Linked DNA regions of Mus musculus: regions 2, 3, 4 and 5 are each linked to region 1. The links are chromatin loops, found by intact Hi-C in ENCODE. Cell type or tissue: heart. All regions are shown on one strand.

Evidence for each region. Peaks named below come from ENCODE experiments on the same cell type or tissue, not always from the same donor. Only the 100,000 strongest peaks of a DNase experiment are listed, where the experiment ranks them.
Region 2: it touches region 1 in a loop (2.6-fold over the local background); 2 of 42 quality-filtered maps call a loop at or near these places.
Region 3: it touches region 1 in a loop (1.9-fold over the local background); 2 of 42 quality-filtered maps call a loop at or near these places.
Region 4: a loop joins it to region 1, with 2.0 times the contacts of the local background. A loop is called at or near these places in 5 of 42 quality-filtered maps.
Region 5: a loop joins it to region 1, with 6 times the contacts of the local background. A loop is called at or near these places in 2 of 42 quality-filtered maps.

What each region holds. Positions count from the first base shown.
Region 1 is chr6:51,101,534-51,106,533 of GRCm38, forward strand. No RefSeq gene overlaps it. Among named protein-coding and RNA genes, the nearest start is that of Gm32190, 3.4 kb to the left of the region's middle. In heart, no CTCF peak of the experiment used is centred here; DNase peaks (open chromatin) are centred at 1,888 and 3,028; H3K27ac peaks cover 1,378 bases.
Region 2 is chr6:51,034,179-51,039,178 of GRCm38, forward strand. The region is part of intron 3 of Gm46959 (a long non-coding RNA gene); the gene reads left to right. The region is part of intron 1 of Gm31746 (a long non-coding RNA gene); the gene reads right to left. Among named protein-coding and RNA genes, the nearest start is that of Gm31746, 25 kb to the right of the region's middle. In heart, no CTCF peak of the experiment used is centred here; a DNase peak (open chromatin) is centred at 2,613.
Region 3 is chr6:50,980,561-50,985,560 of GRCm38, forward strand. All of the region lies in intron 2 of Gm38809 (a long non-coding RNA gene), which reads right to left. Among named protein-coding and RNA genes, the nearest start is that of Gm38809, 7.1 kb to the right of the region's middle. RefSeq lists enhancers at 511-1,770, 3,407-4,250. In heart, no CTCF peak of the experiment used is centred here; no DNase peak of the experiment used is centred here; H3K27ac peaks cover 3,903 bases.
Region 4 is chr6:51,147,645-51,152,644 of GRCm38, forward strand. The region is part of intron 1 of Gm32328 (a long non-coding RNA gene); the gene reads right to left. Among named protein-coding and RNA genes, the nearest start is that of Gm38810, 4.1 kb to the right of the region's middle. In heart, no CTCF peak of the experiment used is centred here; a DNase peak (open chromatin) is centred at 2,667.
Region 5 is chr6:50,806,360-50,811,359 of GRCm38, forward strand. The region is part of intron 4 of C530044C16Rik (RIKEN cDNA C530044C16 gene); the gene reads left to right. It overlaps Gm31455 (a long non-coding RNA gene), which reads right to left. Exons shown (of 5, transcript XR_869068.3): 3 at 4,832-4,961; 4 at 1,353-1,468. Among named protein-coding and RNA genes, the nearest start is that of Gm31455, 13 kb to the right of the region's middle. In heart, CTCF peaks have their summits at 602 (motif pointing left) and 1,954 (motif pointing right); a DNase peak (open chromatin) is centred at 1,382; H3K4me3 peaks cover 378 bases; H3K27ac peaks cover 1,154 bases.

The sequences.
Region 1 (5,000 bases):
GTTTTCAATCAAATATTACCATTACTTAAGAAGTAAAAGGCACAGGGTCAGAACAGAGCTCTTGCCATCTTTTAGCTGATCAGAAAGTGAGTACCCTTCTCCATCCCCCACAGACTAATGTCCCCTTTAATATTCTCACCATGGATGCTTTGGGAGGTGCAGTTCCTACATCCCACTTGCCGATGAGCGCCAGGCTGAGCCATTCATTACATGAAATCATAGAGTTGATTGGTTTTCTTCTGGAAATTGGAATGTTGGGGTTGGGTTGATGCTGGATGTCAGCTTTGTCTGATTGAACAAAGGTTTCCAATGCTTGAACAGTGCAGAACAGAGCCTCAGCGTCAGCATCAAGGGGCCCCTCCCTCATAGTGTCTCGTAGATAGCACTTCCTGGAGTTAGAGGCTAGGAAATTCGGTTGTCTCCACTTCACATGTGCTGCCTCAAGTTTCAAACTCCAAACCTGTACAACTAAATGAAACAGCTCTGGCACACACAATTTCTGCACACATCAACCTGAGTGCTAGTATATCTTAGGATTTTTAACACCAACCCAGAAAAAAAGTTAATGTAAAAAAAATTAAGTCATCAGTACAAAGACTTCATTTTGTATTTTATATAGTCATCCATGTCCCTCAGTGTGGCATTTCTAGAGGAGAAAGGCCTGTGAGCAAAGAATAAATGACATGGATAAGTGTGTGAGTGAGAGACAAGAGACACGCCTGTCTAGTGGCAGGGAGAAGGAAACAGAAGTCAAACTTTGGCCTAACCAGAGGTTTTCAGCTAGATTTTCTCTTTGTCCCAACCCAGTGATATTGGAAGACATTTTTGACGGTAGCATCTGAGAATGGGAACATACCATAATATAAATGTTTGCACATCTCCTAAACCCATGTTGAAATTTTCCCTCTTTGGGTGATATGTGAGGAAGCTAGGCCTTTGGGAGATGATTGGGATATATGGCTAGAGTTTCCTGATTTGAGATTAGTGCCCTTATAAAAGAGGCCTGACCAACTTTGGTAGCACATGCCTTTAACATCAGGTACACAGGAGGCTAAGACAGAAGGACTGCACATTTCGAAGGCCAGCCTGGGCAGGTTAACAAGACCTTTTCTCAAAATGTATAAAATAAAAATGGTCTGAGAATGTAACTCAGAGGTAGAATCCTTGTCTGTCGTGCACAAGGCTTTGAGTTTCATCTCCAGTGCTACAAAATAAAGGTGAGAAAGCAAAGGAGGCTGGAGAGAAACCTTGCATCTCTTCCACTGAGGTTGTCTTTTCCCAGAGTGCAGGTTACTTTATCTTAGATATCAAAGCCTCTAGAAATGTAAGAGACTAAGGAGTTGTTCTTATACCTGATGCATAGTGTTTTGTTATACAACAGCCCAAATGCACTAAGACTGGGTGTAGCTGTCACTTACTGGGTAACAACAAGGAAGGGCACTAAACATCCACTGAGCCCAGGAAGGGGCCCTGGGACTGAGTCATTTGCCCCAAAGACAACAGTGCTTTGTCTGGGAAAGAGGGGAGTGACAAAGGATACCATAAATACCCTAATAAACTTGGGCAGAAATTACACAGATCAAGAATATTCCACTCTGTATTACCTAATCAGGGTCCCTAAAAAGTTCTTAGTCTTTTGGTCTTCTCAAAATGCTCTAAGACAACTACTTAGCAAACCCAGGGCGACTGCTTGGACAAAACCAGAGACAAAACCAGAGATGTTTTCAGAATGTGCCCACCATTCCAACCCCTGCATCCTGTCTGATGAGCTCCAGTCACTTCCCAGACTCTTGAAGTGAACTACAGGCAACTTTCTCTTCCAGACCCAGGAGACAGCACAGGCCTCTCCGAGAAAGGGAAGGCAGGAATGCCAAGTGGCCTGACCCAAGCAGCTCTGTCTTAGGTCATTGATTGGTTCCAGAGCCAGTGTCCTCTCCTCCATGACTCAGCGTCTCTTAAGTGCAATCATTTCTTCACCCTGTCATTGTGGGACAGCGGATCCAAATTTCTAAGGAAATCAAGAGCTGTTTTCCTTGCTTTTACACTGGGGACAGAACACGGTTCCTTTGAAAGCTTTGAAAACTTCCTTGTGTTTCTTCCTTGTGTGACTGCCTTCAAGTTTTCAAACAATAAAATAAAGAATGTTTCCTTTTCTCCTGCTGAACTCCACTTTAACACAGCCCCAGGTCCCCCCTTTTCCTTTAAAAATCTTCACATATCTGCATATGATAAATATTTATGAATGTTATTTATGAATGTTATTATGTTGTTTATTTCTTGACAAAACTTGAAAGCATGTCTGTGTGTGATCTGAAAAAAAATAAATACCAACTATGACTAAACTAAACCAGAAAAATAAGCAGTTACTTCAGATAAAGGATGCAAAAGGTCAACTTTAAAAGCTCAGGGAGTTACTTGTTCAACATACGCAGAGAGGACCCCAAAGGAAAACAGATGCAGAAAGAGAGAAAGAAAGAAAGAAAGAAAGAAAGGAAGAAAGAAAGAAAGAAAGAAAGAAAGAAAGAAAGAAAGAAAGAAAGAAAGAAAGAAAGAGAGAGGGGGGGAGGAAGGAAGGAAGGAAGGAAGGAAGGAAGGAAGGAAGGAAGGAAGGAAGGGAGATAGGAAGGAAGGAAAGAAAGTAAGAAGGGAAGGAGGGAGGAAGGAAAGAAAGAAAGGAAGGAAGGAGCAGGGAGGGCACCTTGTCCTGATTGCCCTACTTGAGAATTCCTGGGGTAAGCACTTCCTGAGACCATCAGGAAGTTGTTCCTGATGGGCCAGGCCTGGGAAAGTCCACCATTAGACAGTGGGCTTCTGGACAAATAGGGCCAGAGGTAGCATGGTCTGGGCCTGGGTCCCAACTCCCTTCTCCTTGCCTGTCTGGAGCTTCACTTCATGGACAGGACAATCAGCAAATGTCTCAGGCGTTCCTGACCAGACTCCAATCCCTCCTTCCTTACGCACATTTCTTTGGAGAATCAAAACCCCACATCTGGAATTTGGCTTTTCGCTGTCACAGGATGTCTCAAATGCTGGCTGCTATTTCTAGAGTTACATAATTTCTTCTAAGGAGCTTTTTTCCTTGCCTTAAAAAGAGAGTGGAAGAGACTGCAGAGGAAATGCCTGTGATACTAAGTCGTAAGTGCTCATCTGTGGTAATGAAAGAGCATTGGCGTTAATGGGCATAGGCTCTGAGGGCTTGCAAGAAACATGACAAAGCAGGCCTGCTGGAAATGACCATAAAAAGAGCCGAAACAAGAGCATGAGGACAAGAGGTAAGCACTTCATGGTGTGCAAACATGGCAGTGAAAATTTCCACATCTCAGAAAAAAATTGAATTGGGGATTTGAGGTATATCTGGGAATTCAGACCATCTCATCCGAATAATATTACCAACTTTCATTTAATAAGTGGATTAACATCAGTAAGCCTTGCCAGGAGATGTCCTTTCACACAGATGCGACTATCTTAGACATTAACACTGGGCATTTGAGGAAAGAATTAAGGTAGCTGTCTTCGGAGGCCAGTTCACAGCTACACATAGGCAGACCAAGATCTCATGAGCCCTGCCAAGAGGAAATAAGCTTTGCAAGCCACTGCCTGGCTTCCTGGAAAAGGGATTCAACGAAATCGCCTTCTTGAAATAACACACAGGATTGGTTTTCCACTTTCTCTGTAAAAGGAAAAAGGGAATAAATATGCTCTAAGAGCCATGAGGGAAAGACTTTTCTCCTTGAGGCTAAAGTTGAGCATTCTGGTGTAGAGGGGTCAAGAAAAAGTAGATTCATTCTTAAATTCTCTATAATTTCAATCTCAGTAGGTTATCCTCTGTTTACTCAGAAAGGGGAGAGAAGAGTTGATAAGAAGATGTTTGGGGGGCAGGGAGCAAGTGTGGTACTGGGTGGCTCTGATATCACTGTCCTGCCACAGTGAATGTCCACTGAGGAGCCCATTCTCTTCAAAAAGCAAAGTATGATGATGAATTTCTATAGATTGTGTGTGTGTGTGTGTGTGTGTGTGTGTGTGTGTATGTGTGTGTGTGTGTGTGTGTGTGTGTGTGTATGTGTGTGCGTGTGTGTGTGTGTGATACTTATAACAGGAGCAACATCTACATTGGTTGTGAGATCATCAGGTTTAAAACTAAGCATTCCGTGACTGCTACTTGGCATTCAGAGTTAACGGGTAGATTCCTGCCCTTACGAAGCTTAGGGTCCAGTTGGGGACCCAAACTCTGATCTGAACAATTACTATACAAAGCAGTCAGCATAGACTCACATCCTGGTAGCAAATTCTGAATTTTCTGAAGCAAGGACAGACACCTAGCTAAGCTTCTGAGGGCCAAACAAGGTGTCATGGGAGAAATGACATTTATACTAACATCAGAACAACAGGAGTGAGTTTACAAAGCAGACAGAGCACTGGGGTAGAGATATCACCTACAAAAGTCCCAGAAATGAAAGTACCTGACACAAGGCTGGTGCAGGTGATAGGCAATAAACAAAAACAGATTCTATAGGCCAAAAATGACAGAAATTTCAATGAAAGGCAAACTGTGCTTTAGTATTTATTTATTTATTAGGTATACAATCTTTATCACAACAAATTAACTCTGACACCAAGTGGACACAAAAATTATGGACAAAATGTAAACGAATGTATTCCGATAAAACTTTATTGACAAAAACAGGTGGCAGGCCGCATACATCTCATAGCCTCTTTTGCTGGACCATCTATCCTGAAGAGAGTTGGGCGCCGTGTTTCTCTGCTGCCTCTTATGCCATGATTTGTTCCCGTATGCATTCCCTAACTCTTTGGACATCCCACCTTTTTGTTAGAGCGCATGAACTTAATGTCCATTTCTAGGCAAAGAAACAGGCTACAACTCTTGAGTGTGAGCAGAATAAAGCCCCTTCATTAAGCAAGAGAGGGACATTGGGTCAACTGTACACAACCCAGGGGGAGACATCAAAGAACTCATCTTCTTTCCCTACCTTTTACTTACT
Region 2 (5,000 bases), 67 kb before region 1:
GAAGACAATAAACTTTATGTTAATTGCATTTTGCCACAGTTAACGATGGTTAATGTTTGGAAGGGAGTGGCATTCTTTTACACTTTTGCAGATCTTACAACTGTCTAGTTTAACAAACTACGGTGAATTCTCTTACCCACTCCTGATACTCAACCCATTGTCATATGCTGCTGTGATTGAAGTTACACAGAGCTTATGCAGCATCAGGAATGCTGCTTTCTAACACGAAGAGGCCTTTGGACAGACTTTTCAAGTACGTAGAGGTATACAGAGGGCTACGAAGAGGTGCGAGTTCACCAGAACTTGCCAAGCGGCAGCTTCTTAAAGATTACTTAAAATGTGGCCTCTGAAGCCATGGAGCCAAACCATTGCTGTACAGTCACAACATAAAGCCAAACCATTGCTGCATGATCACAGTGCAGAGCCAAACCACTGCTGTGTGATCACACCAAAGAACCAAACCATTACAGTATGGGTACAGTCAGGTCCGTTGTCCACCTTGGACTTTCATCCACACGTGGTTTTGTAACTTTAAGCGCAAATACTAATTCTCTCTGCTCTATAAGTTTTCAGACTCTGGCACATTCTGTTTTACAGAAGAATCACAAGTGGCACAGAGTCATAAGCCAACATGTCTTCTCAGCTCGTTGGCATACTCCTCACCCATTCTGAAGCTCACAGGCGCATGATGGCGAAACCAAATTGTCAAAACTTCCAAACTTCTTCGGGAAGCTCAATTTTTAATCTTATCCATAAACACTATCAGTTATGTTCTGGACACAACAAGTTCACTCAGTTTATTCATGCAAATAGATCGATAAATCTGAATATCCAAAGTTTTTCTGTCATTCCTACAAGTAAAACTGGAGCCCCATGGGAGACGCAACACCTCCATTCACAGCTAAATCCACCAAGCTGGTTCTTTTCATCAAGGCAGCAATAATTTTTCTGTGAACAGGACAAGGACTTTACAAATTGAATCTTTTTTTAAAATGTGAACTTAGGGAGTATGATTTAAGAAAATAAATATTCTATTTTGTTTTAATGAATATTAATATTTTACTGCTCCATGAAGAATGCTATTGGGTGAAACTGGCTTTATTTTTTTTCCTCCCTTCACAAATTCATGGTGGAGAGCTGCATCAGGGCGCGCGCACAGTGCCTCTGCCTTGACTATACCAGTTCTGTTTCTGAGGTGTTTACATCATCAGTTAAAAAAAAAAAAACAGCCCCATGGACAAGGTAAAACAAAGTAAACACAAACAAAAGAAAACCCACCATTGTCTCTCAGTATCCATGGGGAACTGATTCCAGGATCTCCGGTGGATCTCAGATCCAAAGATGGTGAAGTCACAATGATGAATCACAATGTTGTGTGCATATAGCCCCCACACATCCTCCTGTGTCCTTAACTGTCTCTTCATGCCTAGTATACTACAGTGTAAATGCTACCCAGTTGAACTACATTGTTTAGAGAGGGGGGACAAGACATGCTGGGTAGAGAAGGCATATATCCAATCTACTGTTATTTGAATCCTCAGTTGTAGACTATCCAGATCCAGAGGTCGACAGCACATTGATCCCATGGGTTTCTAGAAAGAGTGCCATGAGCGTGCTGGGAGTGCCTCAGAGCTACAGTTCCCACTGAGAAGATGACCCTGGAAATATTGTTGAGCAAGTTAGTAAACTCTGGTTTCCTCTTCTCTGAATGGGAATCATAATAACCGTTCCCATGAAAGTGCGCTTGCGGAAGAACTGAGCCCTGGTGGTGGAAGATGTGCCAACCTCAGCACCTGTCTCGCTGTGAGTGAAAAGCATCAGCCTTCACTGTAGTTTGCTGTTCCTACAAGACTCAGCTCACCTTTACCTCCTCAGGAAAATGCCATCAAGTTAAAAAAAAAAAAAAACTACCCTCTGGTAAACAGCACTGAGAGAGACCTCCCCTTTGCTGTGATGTTTCCACTTTGCAAGAGAAGATCAAATTGAACAACAAACTGTTAAAGGCACGGTGCCTAAACATGGGATGACATATAAACATTGCAGCTGCATCTGTACTACCAGGCTGATGCCAGAGATGCCTCAGTCCCTGAGTATTAGAGCCGTCTATGACATCTTTATGTCAGCAAATGGTGTGTTGTAATGTTTGAACAGTTTATTCCAAAACAGATTCCAGATCTATTCTAGACAACCTATTCTCGAGAGAAAACTAAATGAGCACGTTAAGCATTGAACAATTAAACACTGTTATGTCCTTCAAGCCAGCTATTGAACATTTCACAGAAGCTTGGGTGTGTGTGTGTGTGTGTGTGTGTGTGTGTGTGTGTGTGTGTGTGAATTTTCACTTTTTCTCTGTCAGGGAATTTATAATGGAAAAGAGAGAGTCCCCAGCTGCCATTCACATCATCTCTTAATTAATGAGGTTGCAGGTCTCAGCCTCTTGAACCAGAGACAGCAGAAACTCCCTATGAAATGCATAGCTCTTCCACTCTCAGAAGCATCCAGACTATGGCTGGGTTTCCAGGAATGAAATAGCTGGGAAGTTGCTGCATTTGTCCTATTTCAAGCTGAGTGTGTAAATAATAAAGGTCAAAGTTGGAAAACAAGGCGGGTAATTCCTTGGTGACCAGCCAGACTCCAGTTCCCATCATTAATTCATATGTTGATAGACTTCCCCAGGAAGCCTGAGAACATAACAGAAGTAACTCAGCTTCCCCCAAGAGAAAAGGCCTCATGGATTTTTCCCTTGGCAGATTCATTTCTAATCACATAGCAGGAAACTATTATTAACATCTGGATATTCAAAAAGAGCCACTGAATTATTATTAAAAAAAAATCCTTCAACTCATCATAAGACACAAATGATCTACAGTGTGCACAATCCTTTCCCCGTTTTAGTCAAGAGTACAAATGAAACAATTCTGCATATTTCAGCTGAGGTTACACATTTGTTTTCAATCTAGGAACACTCATGTCTGCCTACCGTACCTCCTATCCCAAGGCAGATATGTCAGCGATGGCTTCTACCCCTCCCACAGTGAGCTTCTTCTTGGTGTACAGTTTTTAGAAGGCTACTGCCAGTACTCATTGGTTCAAAACAGCTGCAAGTTAGAGACTAATTCTGGCTTAAATTCCCTGTGATCAAAAGTCGTTCATTCTTTAGCCAGCCAAGTCATCCTTCAATACTTAATATAGATAGTTCCTTAACATCCATCATCATGACTTTTACAGACCCTGTCCTTTGCCCTCATCCAAGCCCTAGGCATTAGTAGCTGGTGGCACGAGGTAAATAGATGTCACTTCCCTATTTGAAACTTCTCATGGATTCCCTTTGTGATTAAGCCTGATCCCCACCAGGACCCACAGTCTTTTCTTGTTACCTCGGTACAATTAGATCAGGGCCATATGGGAAAAACAAACAAACAAACAAGCACTATTTTTAAAGCATTGCCCCATTCCTGACCCCATTCCCAATTAAGGATGGACAGCTCAAAACCTTGCAAGCGATGCTTACTTAAGAAAAAGCCAACTCAAAAATCTTCCCTTAGGAGTGGATTGTCAATGCTCCATTAAAGTCTGCTCTCCCGCCCACCCTCTTCCCTCCATCAGTTGTTCCAGCCCCTTCTTCTCCCCCTCATTGCTCTGGCCTCCTCTCCACCCAGACTGCCCATTTCAAGGTTCTGCCCAATGCTCTCGGGATTTTATTTTTACTAGTCCAATCTCATTCAGTCTCAAATCTTGGCATAAGGGTCACCTCCTCGGGGGCCCTTTGTCTATGAAGACACATACACATTCCACTAGTGAGTCTGTTTTGTCTGTCTTCCCAAGGGGCTTTCCTTTATCTGGCATGTTTGAACTCCCCAAACCTAGCTGAGAAACTACATCTAGGCCTTCAAAACTTCATGGGAGGAATGTGGGAGATCATTTTTGACAAGGCAGAGCTCTCTTGGCTGATGTTCACTCTGCTGGGATTCAGCATACGTCTCCCAGGGGAGGAACCTATCAGAGATGGAAGGGAAGGAAAGCAGGGAGCTCTGGGTGTTCACAGATTGCAAAAACAGAGGCTCCTAAACCACTGGTCTACGTAAGCAGTGAAGTTGGATATGTCTTATAGATCTACCTTTTGAAAAATTGCCTTCAGAATAAACTGGAGATCCAGGTGCTCAAACTGCAAGGAACGCAGATGGCAGTGTGGCTGGTATCCAGCACCCAAATAGGCAACAGTTTTAACTTTAGATTTTATTGAGTTATTTATTTGTTTGTTTGTGCACACATGCACATATGAGCTTGCACGGGGATGGGGGAGGGGAAGGATCAACCTTCAGGAGTCTGTTCTTTCCTTCCATCTTATGTGTCCCAGGGGGCCAACTCAGGTCATCAAGCTTAGCAGAAACTGCCCTTCCTCCCTGAGCCATCCAGCCAGTCCCACATTGGTAAATTCTTCTCCACACAGTCACATTGTTATCCAGTAAGGAAGGATGGCAGCTGCCATCTTGAAAAGAAGGTCAGGACAAAGGGTAGTCAGGATCTAGTTCTACTGAGCCACGCCAGAGTGGACATAAATGAAAGCTATTGGCGACAAAGGTATCATTAAACCATCATCTTCCAGGTCTATGCCAAGAAAAAGGATGCATATTTTCCAACTCTGTCTTCATCCATGGTATCCTCAGAGGCCAATATTAGGTGAGAGTCTTAGTGTATCAGACCACTCTCAATAACAGCCTTCCCTGTGGTTACCAGAGTCTCCTGTGGGTTACTGGGGGCAAGCATCCCCATGGAGGATGGGAGGGTGTTTTCAGCATGACGTGGGTTTGCTTGCATTTCACAAGGACACAGACTGAAGGGCTGTCTCCCATGAGCCCTTCTCTCTTTCATCTTCCATTATCCTCGCAGGAACTCTTCACTTCTGCCAGCAATTCTAACAACTGGCTTGAATTGTACCCTTTCTCATACCCTCAGTTGGATAATTACCATAATCTTCATTCAAATACCCAGCAAGAAAC
Region 3 (5,000 bases), 120 kb before region 1:
ATCTTTCGTCCCTGATGCGTGCAGGACACATATGAGTCATGAACTGCTCTCACTTCTGGTGTTGAGTTATTCAGGCATGCAAACCCTGCCTGTTGCAGAATGGAAGTTTAGAGACAACTGCTCCAGAAGATCTGAAGGCACAAGGCTTCCCGGGGACACCATCAACTTCTCTCTCTAGTGAAGCGCGTGTTTTCCATCCACAGTCCCAGGAAAGTGGAACTGGATGAGCACAGCTTCTTTAGGCTTGTGCTTTTGTATATCAGTGTCATGGTTCTGCCCTACTAAGCCTTTTTGCCTTGAAAACGATAGCACAGTTATCTGCACACATCTCTCTGCACTTTATGGTCTGGTGTTCCCATAAAGATGACAGGCAGAGCATTTCAGAAGCCTTGGGTTCTCAGGCCATTTCCTGTGGAAGCAGAGAAGAAGGCATCAAAGCAAACCCTGACTGAGTCTCACTCTGCCCCATCATGCGGTTGGTTCAAGAGCGAGCAAGACAGTTTCTGGGGCAGCAGTGAAGCTCCTAGAACTAGTGAGCAGTAGCTGCTGGAAGGCTCCCTTGCTACTCTTAGGAGCTGGCCCAACATCCTTCCCACTCTCCATGGTGTGTGTGTGTGCTCTGCACATGGGTTTATCTCTAGGCTTAAAATATGTGGGAATCTGTCCACATCTCTGATTAGAAGACCATCTTCCAAAGAAGCGACTCTGGCATTTAGATGGCAAGCTGCATTTACTTAGAAGCCAGTTGAAAACAACTGAGATTAAGCCGGTGTGAGAAGATGCCAGTTTAAGGATGCCAGTTAGGGAAATGATTTGAATTGTGTGCTTAAAGACATGGACTGATGTCAGATCTGAATTCAAGTCCCATCCTACAACCCTGCAGCCGTAGGCAAATTATCTGACCTTTCTACCTCAGTTTCCTCCCCTATACATTAGGAATAGAGCCCTGCAGGCCTGGCTCTCCTCTAGTTGGGCACAGAGGCTCTGCCTCTAAAGCAAGATCTTGCAGCACTTCTGCAAAGAATGCATCAAAGACCCATAGAACCAAGGAGGGGGGAATCCTCTTAGGACTGTTAGGTGTCCCTTCATAATGACATCAACAAACAAGAAGTACTAACATATATGTCAAACATACATGAGATTGCCCATTTACTCTCAGCCACAGAGAGTCTAAGCTTAATGTGTTTAGAAAATCCTCAGGGCCCCTATGCATCTGGTGTTTGCCCTGCCCCCCTCTTTCTTTCACTCTACACTCCATCTGACAGCTAGAGGAGGCAGGGGGCTCAAGTTTCATGGCTGGGCCTGAGGCCCTCCAGGTATATTACAACTGGTCCATTTCATGTGAAATCTTCCAGCTTGACCAAGAGTCAGTGACCTCAAGCGCAGCCATTTAACCTCCATTACTTGGTTTATATTGGTAATATTTACATGGGAACTTGATTAAAGCTGACCTTTGGAGAAAACAGAATTCAATGTGTATTTGAAACCTCTCCTCTTTCTCCAGCCCATGTCAGGCGTCATCTGTTTCGCTTCTCCCCTAATTGGTGCACTGGCCTCCACTGTGTCTACCTCTCCCCGAGGGTTCTGCACTGCTTTCCGTTTGGGTCTGTGCCTTGTCGCCCACAAGCAGGCTTAGAAATCTGCAGGGTTAGATCCCCAGCTTGGTTGCAGTTAAAGACAGTTTGTTTTAAATAGATCCTTCCACTCTGTGTTGCAGAAAAAGCTCCAAGGAATCTTTCCCACCGTGTGTGTCTCAGCAGGACTGTGGCGGTCCCTGTCACAAGGACAACCAAGGTCCATGGGAAAGGAAAGCAACAGCCATCGCTTCAGAGTGCAACTTATCTTCCAATATCAAAAATCTTATCCATATTGCTTTTTAGTGCAGGATAATATGTCTGTAAAACTGAAAGAGAGGCTATTTGACAGCATGTTTGTTTGCTGACGCGTCCAGATGCTTAACCTGGTCTTAAGAGACTAAGTTACCTTCTGAGAGTGCTAGAAAGTCTAGAACGGATACATCTACACAGAACTCTAAATCTTAGAGGTGTGTGTGTGTGTGTGTGTGTGTGTGTAAGAGAAAGAGACAGAGACAGAGAGACAGAGACAGAGTCACAGAGAAACACAGAGACACAGACACAGAGAGACACAGACACAGAGAGACTGAGAGCATGGGAGTATGTGTGAGTCTGTGTATGTGTGAGAGTGAACTGTGTGAGTGTGTAAGTGTGAGTACCTGACTGTGTGTATGTTGGGGGGAGAGGCATAGTTAGGAGTCACATGTGTATACACAAATGTTCCCCATGCATTGGGAGGCTTGGATTGCTTCAAGCTTTCTTAAGAGTCTTTGCAAAGTCACAGAGCCTCTAAGCCTCCCAGAAAAGTAGATATTTTGTCCCAGAAGCTAAATTAGGTAAGCTTTAGCTTGAAAATGTGCCCTGGGGCGGGAGAAAAGCAGACAGAGAATGTCAAGAAGCCACAGTGAGCATGGCACCACTGCAGATGTCTGGTCAGTTCAGACAGAATGGGGTCACTTTGGAGGAGGCTGTAGTTGAGAGGGCTGGGTGTCTAGGAGCCCTCGGGTCATAGCTTCTACGACAACTGCATATTCTGAGGCATAGTTGGCATGGCGTTGCCCCATGGAGATTAGAAGGGGGCTTTTAGTTATAGAGTTCTTCCCCATGTCTCAGGCATACAGTGTTACCAAACTTTTATCACAATGTCATGAGACTGGAACTGTCATTCCTAGCATCTAGATGGATTTGGAGATTGACAGTTCCCTCAGGTCATACACAGAGAAGAATGTAGCATGGTCCATTCCAAAGCACCAGGGATGACATTCACACAGCCTGGCTGTTTTGTGCCTTTGAAAGCTGAGAGTCCAGGGACAGACTGTGCAAGCTGTAACCAAGATTGTAGTAGTGTGAGGTGGACTTCAGCAAGTAGGAGCCTTTCCTGCACACAGCAGAGGGAAAAATTCAAATTATTGGGAATAGCATGACACATTTAATTTTTTTTTCTTTCCAAACCATGCTTGCTTTGCTTTTCCTAGCCAAAGACTCTCCTTCCCCTTATCTAAACAATCAGAGAACTCTGTTCTCAAACCCCAGCCGTCTCGGTCGGGGAAGGTTATTATTGGCTTGGTTAAACAAAGTACTTGTTTATAATAGATATAATAGATGACAGAGTCATTTTGAAATTACACAGTTGGTGTAATAAAACCAGTTAAAACCTTATTTAAAAAATGTCACAGTTGGTCAAATGCATTCGTAGTGTGCGGTGTAGTTTTCTGTCTCCTCACAGAGGAATAGGAGTGTATTCTCAGTTCCCAGAGGGAGCAGAGGATTAGCCGAAAGGGGTAAACCTTCTGCTGGCTTTTCTCCTAGCTGATCTATATTTCCATGAATGGAATCAAGGCTTACTTAACCCCTTCCCGGGCCTCCTCTTAGCCAGTCTTTTTTTTTTTTTTTTTTTTTTTTTTTTTCACTATCGCTCAATTGCAGAATTCTCAAAATTCAGGGGCAATGTAAGAAATGGCATTATATAGAGCATGTTTTAGAGGCTCATGTAGAAATTACACACCGGAGAAACCAAATACTCACAAGTGGCAAGCATAATTACTTCTTTCTCTTGTTGATAGTCCCAAGATTAATAATAAAGTAAAAAATGTGCCCTGGGTGGCATTTTTTGACTTGTGTGATCACTACACATACAGAGCAGTGATGTGCTCTGTGCTGAAATCCCTCACACACAGCTGTGTCTACCCTGGATGTGCTGCTGGTGGGTGACTTCATTCTTTCCACTAGTGATGCTTTAGCCAAGGGTTTGAAGTCTGGATTCGCCAGCCTGACTGTGCCTGCTCAGACGGACCATCTCAGAACTGTACCTGGGCTTTGCCTGCAGCTCCGAGATGCCACCTCTAATCCACAGTCCTGCCATGAATTTGTTTTTTTGTCATAAATGAAGCATGGGGCTATGCCTTAATTTTCCCCGCTGCCCTCTGTCAAGTAATAACCATAAATATTGTCCTGAATCATTAAGTCACAACCTGAAACCTGATCCTGCCCAGCTCCCAATCAGACGGCCATCTGGGGGATGAAAGGAATCTATCTGGGTTTTGGAATGATCCAGACTCTAATTTGTAGCAACAGTCTTAACAGGCTGTTTCAGAGACATTAACCAGCAGCTTGTCTCAGATTCTCAAGGAGAGCGAGCGCATTGTCCACAGTTGGTGACATTCACTTCAGGGAGAACTGTGGACCGGAGCCGCTGAAAAACTGCCAGGCTCTCTGGCTTTCAATCAAACGCCACACTCTTCCACGGACACTAGATTTCTACCCAAGGGCAAGGATATATGCATGCCAGTGCACGCACACTATATCTCTGGATATTTTCCATGTCAGAAGGAAAGCAAACATTTCAAGAGAGGAAAACAAACTGCACCGTCTACGGGCAAACAACAACGCTACATATATAATTTTTCCTACCACCCGGAGGTTACTTTCCCAAAGAAAATAAATCCTATTGTTTTTGGCTGTAGAATAAATTTGTAAACACACACACACAAAAAAGGGAGTCAGAGTCAGTATCTAAAGTCTGGCTATGTCACTAAAATACAAGTACATGCCTGATTTAGAGGACCGCTGGCTAACAAATTACATTAAATAGCTGAATATCTGAATTGACAGAGAGTGAAGCAGCCAAGTCTGGAGATGCCTTTCCATGTCCACTCTACCTTGTGTGAAAGGAAAGCCCATCCTAGAAACCCAGAGTGTATGGCTGCCCTTCTCCTCAACACCCAGAGTGTATGGCTACCCTTCTCCTCAAAACCCAGAGTGTATGGCTACCCTTCTCCTCAAAACCCAGAGTGTATGGTCACCCTTCTCCTCAAGTTCTATATACTGTTCCAAATATCCCAATGTAGTCTCCACACTGCGTTATATTTAACTTGTGAGCATGTAAACACTTGATATTAAAATTGAGCTGTTTATGTGCAAGGAACT
Region 4 (5,000 bases), 46 kb after region 1:
TGAAAGACAGCTAAGATGGGTACATGGGAGGGTTTAGGGAAGGAAGGGGAGGGGGACATGATATTATAATCTCAGAAAGAAATGAAAAAATAAGATTTAAAAAAACATGCTATGTATCCCAGCCACCTTGCCTCTGAGTCTCCCCTGTATAAGATCTTCACAGATGCTAAGTCACTGGCAATCTCTGGCTTGAGATCTGAGTCCAGAGAAACTTGGCAAAGACTGGAAAGACCTCGAGAGAGAAACTCGGGAGTGTCTCCGTCTCGGTGGCCTCCCTGTTTCCTCCCAACCTCCAGCTCTAGGAAAGGCTTAGAAAGGACTTTAATTTTAAAGGGGAGATTTCTAATTTTAAAGGGGGAATCTCTAACTTTAAAGGGGGATTTCTGAAGATCATCTGATGCAAGTCGACTGCTTCCTACTCTTCTTTCTGCTTATCTTCAGTGCCCACCTGGAGCCAGGGATATGTTTTTGTGTGGTCCCAGTCCCGTTTTATGGGTCATTCCTGTACCCTGGGATCCTTCAGACACTTCAGTTACAGAAATTACCATGCACTGGGTCCTTTCGGGTTGACAGGACTGCTTTCCTTACTCTTGGGTCTGAGCTGTGTTTGTTTGCATAGGAAATGTACTCTTAACATGCAGGCTGGGTTTCAGCGTCCACTTAGCTTTAAAAAAAAAGGATCAGGCGGGTGGGATGGTGGATGGTGTAAAATTCTAAGAAGGAAGGGGGCAAAAGAAGGGAAAAGAAAACACACCTTCAGAAAAGAGTTTTGTCGAGAACAAACTTGAAAAAGCAAAGGCTATTTTTCCTTCTCCTCCATAAGGCAGTCTTCTTGTTACCGAGTGTGAACTCCACTGTGGGTTGGGAGGGTCACAGCGCATAGCCTGTGTCTACTGTTTATACTCTGGGCTTTTTTTTAACTGTTATCTTTTCAAAGTAAAATTAGACAACCGTGTGTTCCCCAGACTATATCCTATTTGTTTGAACAGGGAATGCTAATATTTTTGTACATGGCCTGTATCGGCGTCAGGAAAAACTCAAGTCTGGTGGTTGAGACAGGCTCCCTTAAGCTCTGGGAAGCTCTCTGGCTGTCTTCTAGGACTCGGAGATTCACAGTGACTTTTGAATAATCATTTCTGAGGCTTTGGGAACTGTGTATTGGTTAAGAAGAGCGGTTATCCTTTCTGTATTCTTCTTAAACATGTCGTTTCATGAGGATATTATCCTTGATCACTGTCCTCTTTATGCCACTCTCTGCGTGCTCTCTGCTGTCTGTCGAGCCTACTACGAAATCAGTTCCCCAGGTTCCTTGCCACATTCATGTGATGAACACGCCTGGTCAGTCGCCCACAAGATCTCTGTCCTGTTCACCTGCATTCGTTAATGACATCATAGTCTCATCTCTACCTGTGCCTTTGAGCACCCTCTTGCCACCAGAACCCAGTCTTCCTCTGGCCTCTAGATCTTATGCCCTAAAAAAGGGGGTTTGCAACAGAAACACGTTACTGGTAAAACGGGTTCCCATGGGAACAGGAGGTCTCTAAGATCTGTCAACCAAGACCTCCATAGCCAGGACTGAGCCTTTAAAATTACTAAGAGGGGATCTGGTAGTTAGAGCTCAGGCTCCTTTCTCAGAACCTCCTATTCAATGCCTGTACCCAGGCCTTTTATGCTGCATCACTTTAAAGCCTACTCAAAAATGAATAAATAAACCGGATATTTAAGACTATGATAATCAGAAATTAGGTTAAGATCCTGACACTAAACAACCAACCAGACCAGGATTGGATGGCTAGCTACTGGACTCCAGTCTGCAATTCAGATTCCCCAGATGTCGCCAAAAGGATTGCCGGTTGCCCTCTGTCAGAGACCTTTGGAATGGCCAGATCTTGAACCACAGATCTGGAAATGCCTCCAGTGTAGTTTAAGTCTGGAGTTTAATCACAGTGCATTGTATGCTCATCTTTGATTGAGTCATTTTCTAGCAAGGCTTTGAAGGCCATGTGAAAACACCGGAGACATTTTCACACAACATTAAATGAAAATAAAAAGATGCAAAGTTCTCCCTAAATTATGGTTATGACTATAAAAAAATTAACAAAGAGAATATACTGTAAAGAACTGCAAAAGGGCTTTTAGGGTGTGAGACTGCAGACAGTTCTTCCCTGTTGCACATTCTTATAAACATATTTATGAGTGATTATATTTATAAATTTAAAAATTAATAAAAAAATTTAATTAAAATTAAATTTTAAAATTAATTATTAAATTAAAACTGAAACCTGTTTAAAAACAAAACAAATCTGCTTGCTTATCATTTTTAACCATATAAACTCTCTTTAGTAATTTAAAACCATAATTTTCAAGATGGTAAAAAAAAAATAACTATAGTTTCTGATCTATTTGGATCTTACTAATATTGCATCAGAGTTTTGCACAAGTTTGTTTGAGACTGACTTATCAGGTCAGGACACTCCTAACATTACTAAATTAAACATGTTGAAGGTTTGAGGCCAGTTGGTTCAGATCTCAACTGAGAGCAGAAGAGAATGATGTCACCCGTTTCTGGGCCATAACAACCCTGAAAACTGGCTCCAGACCCACTTACCCATCTTGGAATGAGCAGACCCTAGTTATTCTCCAGAGAAAATGTAAGCTGGAAACTTCTGCTAATGAGTGTGTATTTATACCCATGGCCAAGAAGGCCCTGTGAGAGAAAACAATAATAAAATCAGACCATTAAGTGCTTTTCTGTGGTCCCCCTTGGACAATTTCTTGAAAAACAGCAATCCCTCTGACTTTTGACTTCTAGAATCCCGTTTTGGAGCCCGTCTCCTCTTGTCTCACATCCATCATCACGTAATAAGCCCAAATGAGTGAAAACATGGATTTCATCTCTAAGAAAGTTTCTTGTGAAATTTAAACTTTGGCCAGTGTGGGCTCCAGCCACCCCCAAACCATCTTTCTGGACCCCACGTCACCGCAGTCCATCTAAGCGCTCAGCAGAGTCTTGTCAGCCTCTGTTAATAAACACAGTTCCAGCTTACAAATTCAGTCACGTGGAAGAGGCCAATGCTTCAAATGGCAAAACCACAACACGGAAAGTTCATGTAATTTGAATATTAAACAACTGTCACTCAGCTGTAATACTTTCAGTTCCACAACAGCAAATGACCCCCTTAGTACAAAAAGGAACAGGACTCAGCCGGCCTTGGAGCTTTTTCCAACTTAGGGCTTTCCATCACCCATCAACACCACACAAAGGTGGGTGTAAGAGCTCAATTAGACATGAGAAGAAAGAAGAAGACACCAAGATAGTAAGATTCCAAACCGAAACTTTAGCCAAGTATTGTCTACCTTTTAAATCCTCCAAATTGAGTGAGACTTGGGCCTTCCAGGCTGCAGAGCTGGACTGGAACCTTCCAAACAAGGCTTGCCTTGGCCCACATTCATAGTAGCACTATTCACAACAGCCAAAAGGTGGTAACAAGTGCGAACAGATGGGTGGATAAATGAAATGTGGCACAAATAACAATGGGAGATCATTTGGCCAAAGAAAGAGTGAAGCTCTGTTTTGTTTGTGTGTTATTAATAACACACTACTGTTTTGCATAAATCTCTCCTTGGGAGAAGATGATGAACCATAACTTGCTGAAACACAGCTTGATTCAATTCTAGGCTCAGCATAGAGATTAACAAAAAGCCGGCACACTCCCACCCTTTGAAGTGCAACAATGCAAATGAACATTGAGAGGCTGTGCTAAGAAAAACAGAAACAAGAACAAAGGTGGAAAAGAGCCCCTCACAGAGACAGGAAACAGTGGATATCCTGGAACAGGAGGAGGGCAGGAGAAAGTTTTTATTAATGAACATAGTTCAGTCAGCAGGATGCAAAATTTCTATAAAGTTATAGTGTTAATGGCTGTACAGTGTGGTGAGTAGACTAAATCCTACATAATTGTCACTTAAAGACTGTTAAATGGCTATTTGTATTCATTTGGCAATAACAAATTAGAAAGAGGCTGAAAGAGCACACACTTGGGACAAAAATAAACAAACAAACAACAACAACAACAACAAAAACCTAAGGCAATTTAGATGGCATCATGTGCCACTGTGCCACTTTCTATACATAGGCGACACTTCGCTCACCTTGAAGAACTTCTAGGTCTTGTGTCAGATTTCCTGTGGGCGGGTGAAAAGATCAGAGTTCAGGGCTAGAGATCAAACTCAACCGAATACAAACGCGTTGCTCAGGTTACCCTCTGAAAAGAGGACACCTGGTGTCCTTTAGCCCAGTGACCTGCATCTCATAACGTCAAGATGATGAGCTGTTCACTCTTTGCTCGCATGGAGGATGTGAGTTCCACGGCCTGAGCGCATCACGTGCTCACTGGGCCCTTCTCTCCAACCCCTTATTCATGCAGCTGGTTCCAACCAAGATAGGCATCCTCTGCGACAGACAACCACTTGGAGTCGGGACAGATCCTGCAGAGGGCACGGATGAGCCAGGCACTGGACAAGGGAGAGCGTGAAGATGGACGTTCTATTCCAATTCTGTTTTACACAGTTCCTCCCAGGCACTGAAGTCACTGACCAGGGAAGGTTTGAAAGTCTATGTCTCTCTCACTGACGCCTGTGTGTTCAGACGTGACAAGCTCGTGTATAATTGGACTGTCAAGGAAATATAATTTCTAAGGGCTCAGGCTGGATAAGCTCAGGGTTTCCCACAGTGCCCTCCAAGCAACATGAGCTCACAGAGATAACACTCATGGAAAGGGGTTTCCCACAGGACCCTCCAGGGAACCTAAGCTTCCCCTTAAGATGTAACCCTCATGAAAAGGAATCTGTGATCAGTTAACTTGGGGAATTGGGCTAAGTGAAATGCCCCCATGTTTTACCTTGCACTTGGTCATTGTAACCCTCTCCTTCCCATAAGAATACCGCCCAGGCCTCATTTGTGCCGTACTTCCTCTGTGTGAAAGCGACCAATAGGGTAG
Region 5 (5,000 bases), 300 kb before region 1:
TTATTTTCCCCCAGACTTTTCTCAGTAAGCCACCCTTCCCAGGTCTGTGGGGTGCAGGCCTGGGTCTCTCCTGTTTTGCTCTGAACCTCACTTCCAAGTAGCTGCACTGCTGCTTGGCCTGTCTTCTGCACTGAACCCCCTCCCTTCTCCAGCTCAGGGTGTTTGGCTGTGCCTCAGAACCCTTCATGGGCCATACAGAGGGGTAACAGGAGTGATAACATTACCATCAAATTCCTTGCACCTTTAAAGGGGACAACAGTCCTCAGCCTAGGTATGCGCACGAGGGGCAGTGGGGGGGGGGGGGGGGAGAGAGAGAGAGAGAGAGAGAGAGAGAGAGAGAGAGAGAGAGAGAGACTCAGAGCTCAGTTTGTCTTTCACCGCCCTCTGCTGGTTGAGGTGGGGACTTTTAAAAAATCAAAGAACTGAGCTGAGAACTATGCAGTGGACTCTGATATCTGCAGGAACTTGGTAAGACAAGGGTGGGATAGGATGGGGGTGGGGTAGGGGTGTGGCCAAAAGTTTATATTTTATGGAGGAACAAAGTGATGTTAAGAAACCTTAAAGCCACTGTGTCTGAAATAGAAGCAGTGTTGCACAACCGGTTCAGTCCGATCCGCAGCCCAGGCGCCACCTGGTGCTGAACTTTTTCTGTCCATGCCCAGGTACCTCTTTACCACCCAGAGACAGAGGGAGTGGGAAGCAAGAATGCACAAATCCTTTAAACATGGGGCTACGTGGGGACAAAAGAGCCACAAGAGATTGAGGTCTGGCTTCTATCTTATAGCTACAATAGTCTTTTAGTGCCACCCAGGCGTGTGACAGGCCCCCTCTTTCTAATCTGTGAAGGGCTGTTCTCTGCTAATTTAGAATGGGGAGTGCAGGCTTTGTTTCCAATTTGTGTCCCGACACACCATCTTGATAGTGAGATGGGTGCTGACATATATTTTTATTGCAGAGATGAGGACCAGAGATGTGAGACTCTCGTGGCTACACAGGGCATAGAGATACTCACATCTTATTCCCACCATTCATGGGTGTGACTGTCAGGGAATCACTGGCAAAATGAACCCTTGCCAGTGGTGGCCAGTAAGGAAGCGGATGGGAGGCAAACTCTTAAGAAAGATGGGATCCGTGTCTCCCAGAGAGGTGGGATTTAAATAAACAAAGCAAGACAGAACCCAGGGGCAACGGGGGCCCCGAGAGAGCAGTGCAAATACAGATGTCCAGGGCCGGTGTACCGAACAGAGCAGAGGAGGGAGGTGGGGGCCAGGGCAGGACAGCTCTGCTCAGCAGTAGCTCTGGGGGTGAGCAGTTGTGAGCCTAGCCTGTGGGGAGCTGGGAGGGAAGATTACTTCTCTAAAGGTTGGCAGATCCTCTCGTTCCCATGACGTAAAGGAAATCGTGGAAACTTTCTGTCTGGGACAGGATCCAGGCACTCGAAGTCCTTGCCAACACTGTGATTTCTCATCTGTATGTTTGAAAGGAAGTTAAATAAATACGAGTTTTAATAATCTCTCTCATCGCTGACCACTGCCGTGAGCGCGACGCTGTGCTAAGCACCTCCGGGGCATCATCTCCTTTACCCTCCAGTACCTACAGGTCAGGCATGATTATTATCCTCATCTATGGCAAGGGGATTCTAATGTCTGGTGACACACAGGTGTACTAGCTAGTTACGAGTCTAAGTTTTAAGTGTAAACTAAGAATTTTGTTTCTCTTCATCCCATACCCCTGCTGTAAATGGCAATCTTCAGAGAACCCGCCCCCCGGCCCCCCGGTGTGAAGTGGATCTGATTTTTCCTACTGTGAGGCAACAAGAGGAGCCTTCAGAATTCCTTTGAGTGTTCTTAGGACACTTAGGTAGGTCTAACAAGTCTCTTCCCCAAAAGATACATGTGTTGGTGAAAACAGCTCAGTTTTTGAAGAAAAGGGAACCTACCTGCAGTTCTCAAAATGACCAGACGGTGGCAGTACACCATCAGTGATGCCATAACTTTTTTTGAGGTTTAAAGTTTGAGAAAACTGAATGCTGAATAGGTTTTTATGGGGACACAGAATTTTCGGTGCTAGAGCTCATTAAGCAATGCAGATAAAAATGGATAGCCTACAAAAATTTAATTTCTGTTTTCAACAGTATTTAGTTCATTGTTCAAAGTTGGTGATGCTATAGCTATCTATCCATCTTTAGGGTGAGCGTTGCCTTAAAGCTGATGGAGCACCGCCTAGAAAACAAAACAAAACCCTCAGTGCAGGGCTTAGGAAAGAATGTCCTACAAGGAGAGGGATGCTAACCTTGGTTTAAATATAAATTAAACCCTCATCATCTTTTACAGTTAAGTGAAACTTCTCGAGACAGCGGTGAAAGGTCTCCCTTCAGATATCCAACCAGACTTCACCTGAGGGGTTTTTCTCTCTGGCTTTAACTTTGTATGCCCCCCCCACCCCCCAAGCCTTTGAAGTGGTTATTTTAATATTTGTTGTGCTAGTGAAAGGGCCTGGTTTTAGTCTCTGTTCGCATTGCATTTCCAGGCCAAACATTTGATGTTTTTGCATCGCTCCCTTCCGGGGACCACGACTCCACTTTGTTTTATGACCAGAGCTGAAGCCAGCACCCATGACCCCGGAGAAGGGGACTGAGTTATTTATCCCCTCGGACGTTTCATTAAAGCACGGTTCATCTCCGCAAACAGTGTTTCCTAAACATGCTCTCTGATTACACAGAATGTTTTGCCTGTCCAGCTAAGCCATATTTTTTTAAGGGACATTTTTAAACACGCATGTTCAGGAACTCGAGCACCCGGTGGGGCGGGGGCAGCCCGGTGTGCAGCATTTAGAAGTGGAGTTGCTTCCTAATAAATACACAGCGGGGTCCTACAGGCGTGGGAGGTCCGTTCATATTTGTGGGAGTTAAGAGCATGGATTCCAAGGGAATTCAGAGTACAGACACTTAAAATAACACCAGTAAAGCTACATTAACCGCAGTGCCCTCAACACGTTGCCTTGAATGTGGTGCAATTTTTATTAGGTGAGGTTTTGTATGTTAAAGCCAGAAAACAAAACCAAACAGAAAAGCCAAAGAAACGGGCAAAACTTGGGATAATCCCTCTGTAAATATTTAATGAGAAACAGAACTGAGGTAGGTCGCCATTCATCTACTTTGATAACAGAGTCTGTGGAGGCTCTCCTAGTGGACTCTGGGGCAGCAGGGCAGATCTCCCCTGGAGCAGCTCATCCAGGCTGTGGCTAACACTGACATACTGACACTTGTCACGTTCAGCCGGATGGCAGCTCATGTGGGCAGGACACGTTTGACCAGAATTCCCCAGTGTCCCTCTGGAAGGGAAGTGGGTTATGTTTCGTGACCAGGGTTATCTTTATTTACTCATGTTCAGGTCAGCAGAAGAAAACGCACTGCATTAAAGTGTCGCAGGGCCATCATCCCCTCTGCTTCACCAGCCTGGGTTTCTGTTCTGGATCCCGTCTGCCTCCCACTCCCACCCCCACCCTCCAGTCCTCCCAGGGCAATCCTAGCTTAGCAGCTGCCAAGAAGTCAGAAGTGGCTGACCTGCAAGCCCCTTAGAGTCACAGCCTGTGTCAGGAACAAAGAAAAGACTACCTCATGTCCCTTGCAGATGCACTGAGAAATCTGAGGTCACTCTGTGAGGATACATCTGATGCCCTCCGTTCTCCTCTATCAGACTCCTTTACTGACAACCGAGACCCCTCACAGTGTCTTTTGATTATCAAGTGAATGGGATAGTATTTCCAAGGCCTTTCTGTAGTAAACTCTCATCAGCCTGATTCTCAGATAGAGTATGAACTTAGAATACTGAATTATGAACAAAACAGAGAGATGACTTAACTGAAGGAGGCTCTAACGAGTATGCGTATGCTTTGACAGATGTAGAGTATTTTTGATTTTGGATTTTTTTCCTTTGGGGGAAAATATTTTATTTACTTTTCTTATGTCCATCTGATAGGCATTATCAATAAGTGGAAAGAATTAGCTTTCACGGATTCCATGGTGAATGGTAAGTGTGGTAGATACATTTAACCTGACTGTATCATGATACGTATTCATGATTAGTGAATTGTAGTGTTGTGGTTCATGTCTTAGTCTTTCAATAGTAACCATAATACCCTAGTATAATCATTAGATGTACTATCTAAAAAATGGAACTGTTGGCAAAGCCCACCCCCCATCACACACACACACACACACACACACACACTTCCTTAAAGCAGAGCTTACCCCTGTGTTCTTAGCCACCACTGAATTTTTTTTTTTTTTTTTTTTTGCTCTCAACTTTCACTAAATAACTAGAGGTGGCCACCAGACAATAAATTCTCCTTGATAGCCCTTCCCATCTCCTTCAAGATGTAGCACAGCACAGCTTGCTCCTGAGAAATTTAAAACGCTTTTGTTTGTTGTGTGCTGTGGCTTAAATTACCTCCCAACTTCTTTTTTCCTAAGTAGCTGTAGCTGATGATAGAGAGAAACAATTGGATCGCTCTGGAGACTCTACCACTTTAAAATATATTTTCACCGCCCTAATTCCCCTTTGAAATAACGTTTCTGTTAGCAATTAAATAAAGAGTTTAAGAGGGAGTGTCACGGTGTCTATAAATAAGCTTGAGAACATCATTTATAAAGAACCATATTTTTACAATCTCATCCCCACTAAACAAAACAACACTATCTGGCACCTGCGCACTGAATGTCTCATGTTGTTCTTATTGTAGAATTTCCCCTCTCCTTTTGAGATTGAAGATAATTACTGAATGTGATAGAAACTTTATAGCCATTAAAAATAGAACAGAAAAATATTACCAGACGGCAAGTTGTTCAGAATAAATAAGAAACAGGACTCGGGCTCTGTCTGAATACTGCTCAACGCTGCCTGGTTCTGTGGCGGCCTAGGTTTCCTTTCTCTTGATTCTGTAAAGGAGTTTGAAAGAGGCTAGGAAAAAAAATGTGAAATTGTTGCTTAGTTTTGTGG